Regions from separate parts of the Mus musculus genome. Here region 2 is linked to region 1. The links are chromatin loops, found by intact Hi-C in ENCODE. Cell type or tissue: left cerebral cortex. All regions are shown on one strand. Each heading gives the region's core, and the rest is flanking DNA. Links, peaks and the distances in the headings are about the cores only. Region 1 has its middle 2.3 kb from the start of Gm30944. Region 2 has its middle 8.3 kb from the start of 1700036G14Rik.

Region 1 (2,914 bases), core at 217-2,716:
GGAGGAGCGGCCAATCCCGAGGAAACAGCTCTGCATGCTGCTCAGTCCAGACTCATCCTTTGGCGATCTTCCTTTGCCACCTCCAGTTCTTGGGGAAGCACTTCTTTCCATCTTCCACACCTAAAAATGTTGATCATGTTTTGCCTGGGACAGAACCCAGGAGTCTGCTTTTTTTAATGCCAGAAAGTTTGGGGCCCATAAGTAAAGACCTATACTCTGAAAAATAGCATAGAAGAAATAGTCATATCTTAGGTCACTTCTAAGTACAACCATCAAGCCTGGACTTGCAGAGATTTTCACTCTGCTCTTCTTGGTTTTTCCAAGGAGCTAGAAGATGGGATGGGATCCATAGGACAGAACATAACAGTGGAGGTGTTTGGTCTTGAAATTTAATGTGGAGCCCAGTGGTGACCTCCTGTTAGAATACCAGAGGCCTCTTAGGCAGCATCTGTGTTCATCTCAGTTACCAAAAAGTGCACACTGATATGAGCCACTATTAATAGTGGCACTAGGTTGGCCAGAATAACACATGTAAAAATGCCTCCTCAGGGAGATAGTTAATCCCTTGAGAGCCCAGGTCATCTCAGGCATGACTTGATCCCCTCAGACATGACTGCCGGGATCCAAGAAGTAAGACAGGGGACTAGACACAGAAGGCCCAAGTGCAGTCCTCCCTGCATTCCCCTACTCTCCTGCAACAAACTCAGAACAGCCCTCAGTGTGTGAAGAACACTGACTGGATATTATATAGTTATAGAAGAAATATAAAATTATCTTAAGTGGTTTTTGAAGATATAGGAAGGCACAAAAGAAAAACAAAAGTCACCTGTGATCCTGCTATCCAGAAATAACCATTATTATCATTTTAGAGTAACACACTACTAGTTTTTCCTATGCATATATTTGCATAAAATAGCATACATCAAACCTGGATTTCATCAAATTCCCAGCTCTGTAACCTGCTTGCTCCACTTAACAATACATACCATTTTCCTGCATCATCAGCTGTTCTCTGACAACCTCATTTTTAACAGCCACATCCTAGCATGCGGGTACACAATGGCTGGAATATTTTAGACTACTTCTATTTTTTTGTTTTGGTTTTATTTTTGCTTTTTCTATTATAAATCTTATTATATGTCAGTAATGGTTTTCTCAGAATCGATTCTGAGACACTAATTCTGAGGTCCCTAAAATACACTTGTTAAAGCTGTAGCCACAAAGCATCAAATTACAAATATCAATTAACACTTGGGTAGGGTATGGTGAAGACTGGGGACCTGGGTCAGGCGGCAGGGTGTGAGGAGGGTGGTGCTGAAGTGAGAGCTATCTGTCCCAACTTCATCTCCATCACCTCTGAATATTAGGAGAAGCTTGCCTTCCCATCCCAAGTCCCCCAATCTCAAGGACTGTCTTTATAATCACAGATATTTCTCTTCTGTGATGATATTCAGCCCATTTTAGGAATCCTATGCAAATCTTTATCTGGCCTACAGCAATTATTTCTGAAAAACCAGACTTTTGACAGAAGTACATTTAAGTTTTTTTAAAAATAGCATTTTTTTAGTGCATGGTATTATCATTGTTACTTATTCAAATGTGTTGATGGTGGAGTAGGTGGAAGGGTGATGCTTGCATTGGCATGGCAACCAGTGACTAATTGAATTCTTCACAGCCCATGATGGCTGCTGTGACTTAGGTGGGGCCAGAAATGGATTTTCCTCCCTCTATGTGTCATGAGCTTATGGTAGAGAAAAGGTTACCCACTCATGATGGAGCCCCACTCATGATACAGCCCTTTCTTAAGCTATTTCTATTTTCAGTTTGTGCTACTTCTTGGGGTGAGAGGTTTAGAGCATCTCTTCCCACCCTGTGGATACAGGGCTTCTTCTGATCTGCAGATACCTCTTTGGGGTAGAATAGGACTCCTGGTTATTGTAATAGCTAGCACACAGTGGGCCTTTCCAATGGTACCAGACTCTCCTCGAGGCACTTTGTGTTTTTCATTTAATCCTTAACAAGCTGTGTGATGTGAGTACTGTTTTTGCCATCCCTCCTCTGGTTTTAGTTCCATTTTGCAGTGCCGAGAATTAAAGCCAGGTCTATATGTCCACCAGGCAAATGTTTACCACTGAGCTACACTCTGACCCTCTTATAATTAATTCTTGTTGTTTTCATTTGTTTGTTAGCTTGCTTGTTTGCTTTTGCTTGGGGCTGCTGTGGGGAGGGTTAAGACAGGATCTCATGTAACCCAGGCTGGCCTTGAATACCCTCCTACTTCAATGAGTGGTCACATTTAGGACAAGTCTTCCATCTTAACTAACCTAATCAAGATAATCCCTTACAGATATAACCAGAATGTTGTCTCCTACATCCTGTAAAGTTGACTATACTGTTTTATAACCTACTTTAATAAAGGTTCAACCTCTCCTTTAGCCCATCACCCACCAGAGATAGTAGAAAAGTCAGGTTATGGGGGAAGTGGACCTGTTTGGGAATAGCTCTTTGAGGGCCAGCTCAAATCCTCTTTGCCAGCATTTCAGTCCTGTAGCAAACACCACACACACAAACAGGCAGCTGTTCTTCAATCCTAAAGAAACTGCAAGGCTTCACCATCTGGCCTAAGGCCGCTGAAGAGGCAAACAGCTGAAGGAAACTCATGAGCAGTTCTTTGGTAAGTTTCTCTCAATGGTGGCATGACCACAAGTAGAGCCCAACAATGCTATGTAAAGTGAACCAATACCTGTGTGTCCTTAACCAAGAACAGCAAGGCAGAGTAAACCAAACCAAAGCTCAATGCTCGTCTCACACTGTCTATGGAGTCATATCTATATTCCTTCATCACATGTCCTTTCATGTGTCTGCCACAGGAAAACATAGCAAAGCCTGTGTCTGCTTCAGAAAAACATTCTTT
Region 2 (2,914 bases), core at 266-2,765, 290 kb before region 1:
GTGATACAAGACTTTTAGTCAAGCACGACCACCACAGACACTATTGGGACAGGGCTTTGCCATCATGAGAGAGACAAGGTTAATTCTTCGCCTTCCATGTTAAAAGTCCAGTAAAATCCTGCCCCTGCCACGGAAAGTGAATCATATCATCTGGATGAATGGAGAGTGGCTCCCTCTGGCAGGAAAGCTGGCCAGCAAGTGGGTGGGACACACCAGTGAGCCCAAAAGATATGCCCTTCCCCCTCTTCCTGTGCATGGTTCCCCTTATAGTCTTCCTCGTCTCTGTGGCTGCTAAAGCCATCTGCCAAGCCCCCAGCTATCCTTGGCTAGCACTGTCCAGAGGGGAGGCATATTCAAGGAACTCTTTCTTTCTTTCTTTCTTTCTTTCTTTCTTTCTTTCTTTCTTTCTTTCTTTCTTTCTTTCTTTCTCTCTCTCTCTCTCTCTCTCTCTCTCTCTCTCTCTCTCTCTCTCTTTCTTTCTCTCTTTTTTTTTGATTGGATATTTTCTTTAATTACATCTCAAATGTTTTCCCCTTTCCAGGCCTCCCCTTTTGGAAACCCCGTATCCCATCCCTCCTCCCCACTGCCTCTATGAGGGTGCTCCCCCACCCACCCACTCCCATCCTCCAACCCTGGCATTCCCCTACATGGGGTATCGAGCCTTCACAGGACCAAGGGCCTCTCTTCCAGCTGATGCCCAACAAGGCCATCCTCTGCCACATACATGCCCAGTGCCATGGGTCCCTCCGTGTGTACTCTTTGGTTGTTGGTCCAGTCCCTGGGAGCACCAGGGGGTCTGGCCTGTTGACACTGCTGCTCCCTCCATGGGGCTGCAAACCCCCTCAGCTCCTTCAGTCCTTTCTCCAACTCCTCCATCGAGGACCCCCAAGCTCAGCCCAATGGTTGGCTGCAAGCTTCTGCCTCTATATATTAGGCTCTGGCAGAGCCTCTCAGGAGACAGCCATATCAGGCTAAGGAAATAGCTTCTTAGCTTGACTTTCTTTGGCCTGCCTGTGACCTTCACTACCCACCTAACCCTTCTCTCCTCTAAAGCCTTGCCCAGCCTCTGGGTATCTAGAGAACCAGAGACCAGACATTCAGTTTTACTGTAAGAACAAGCCATTGTTATTTCTCTTTCCAGGTATTTCAGTCATTCCTAAATGTGGTTTTTATATTTATCACTAAAAGGGATATAAAGGAGATGGGGGATCCCAGTTAGAGGAGGAGGACTTAGCTGGGAAAGGCACTTGCTTTGCTCAAAGAGGAAACCTGCTGTTCTAGTGTGGAAGCAGGCTGGCCTGGCGCAGAAGTCTCGGTGTGGTGGGACTTAGGGAGAGGAGCTTGGCAAGCCTTCTGCAGGCTGAGCGCAGCTTGCGATCAGCTCGTTTCTATTGACTAAAAACTTGCTAGGAGAGGATAAAAAAATCATAGCAGGCACAATATAGCTACAGCGAAGACCTTGTTTTTGCTCTCTTTCTTTTTTAAAAACAATATAATCAATGAAAGGATTTGGGAAGAAAAAACAGAAAGAACTGTGGAGAGCGAGCACCCAGGATCTTGAAATGGGTCTTTTTCTCCCTGCAATCACTTCCTGCATGGTAGTTTAGCTTTATTTGCCTTTTGAGAGATGGAGCTATGTCAATAGCAGCCAATCATCCCATTAGCTGGGCTGACAGGCAGAGCCACAGCCTGGCTGGTGCCTGAGGTGGGTGTCTGTTCATCTTTCCCTGCTCCAGGCTGCTCTCAGCTTCCACCTGTGGCTGCAGCAGCTGCCAGGGAGCAGGGCTCAGCACTGCAGTGAGAAACAAGAGCGTCTTCCATGCGCAAATGGCAGTAACTGATTTCTCCCTTGACGCTTCTGCCAGGAAATGAAGACTGCCCAGGGGAGAAGCATGTGGAGCCAGTGGGACGTTTGTTTCTGTTTCACTTGCTAAGCATTGCATTTTCTGCATTTAGGGAAGACCATAGGAGGGACTGATCCAGGACAGACTGGATACTGACACAGCCCAACTGCTGGGTCAAGAAAAGGAATTTTATCCATTGGTGTGTGTGTGGGGTGGGGGTGGGGGAGTCTCTATGTTCTTGTGAACTTGAACTTCAGCATATTCCAAACTCTTTTCCTCCAGAGCCGGTCCCTCTTCTGGGTCCCCTCTTGAACCCTGCCACCATCCTCCTCCTCACTGTTCATGAAATGATAGGAACTGGAAGTCATGCTTGAATTCCCTTCATCCCCATCCTCCCATCCATTACTAGACTGTATCAGCTTCATTCCATAGGATCACAATGTCTCTGGATTCTTCCATCCTCCATCCTTTACCCATTGCTGCATCCCTGAAAAACCATGGGAATCTATTATTGTCCCGACCCCTCCTGACCTTACAACAGAATTCATTGGCTTGTCTTGAGACAGTCTCTCATGTAGCCCAAGCTGGTCTCAACTTCACTGTGTAGCAGAAAAGGACCAGGAGATCATACTGTCTCTGCCACCTGAGTGACGCGGCTATAGGCATGGTGGCAGACTTCTGCAGTGCTAGGTATGGAACCCAGCATGGACTCTGTGCATGCCGGGCAGGCACTTTGCCAACTTGTTGGGAGCCGCCCTCACATTTGCCATTATAAGATGGCGCTGACAGCTGTGTTCTAAGTGGTAAACATAATCTGCACACGTGCAGGGGCAGTTTTCCCGCCATGTGTTCTGCCTTTCTCGTGATGACAACTGGGCCGATGGGCTGCAGCCAATCAGGGAGTAATACGTCCTAGGCGGAGGATAATTCTCCTTAAAAGGGACGGGGTTTTGCCATTCTCTCTCTCTCTCTTGTTCTTGCTTTCTCTCTCTCTTGTTCTTGCTTTTTCTCTCTCTTGCTCTTGCTTTCTTGTTCTTGTTCTTTCTCTTGCTTTCTTGTTCTTGTTCTTT

What was found. Peaks named below come from ENCODE experiments on the same cell type or tissue, not always from the same donor. Only the 100,000 strongest peaks of a DNase experiment are listed, where the experiment ranks them.
Region 2: it touches region 1 in a loop (15-fold over the local background); 5 of 42 quality-filtered maps call a loop at or near these places.

What each region holds. Positions count from the first base shown.
Region 1 is chr3:85,019,118-85,022,031 of GRCm38, reverse strand. No RefSeq gene overlaps it. Among named protein-coding and RNA genes, the nearest start is that of Gm30944, 2.3 kb to the left of the region's middle. In left cerebral cortex, for the core only: no CTCF peak of the experiment used is centred there; DNase peaks (open chromatin) are centred at 593, 1,023 and 1,691; H3K27ac peaks cover 2,350 bases.
Region 2 is chr3:85,307,764-85,310,677 of GRCm38, reverse strand. No RefSeq gene overlaps it. Among named protein-coding and RNA genes, the nearest start is that of 1700036G14Rik, 8.3 kb to the left of the region's middle. In left cerebral cortex, for the core only: no CTCF peak of the experiment used is centred there; DNase peaks (open chromatin) are centred at 1,304 and 1,727; H3K27ac peaks cover 2,198 bases.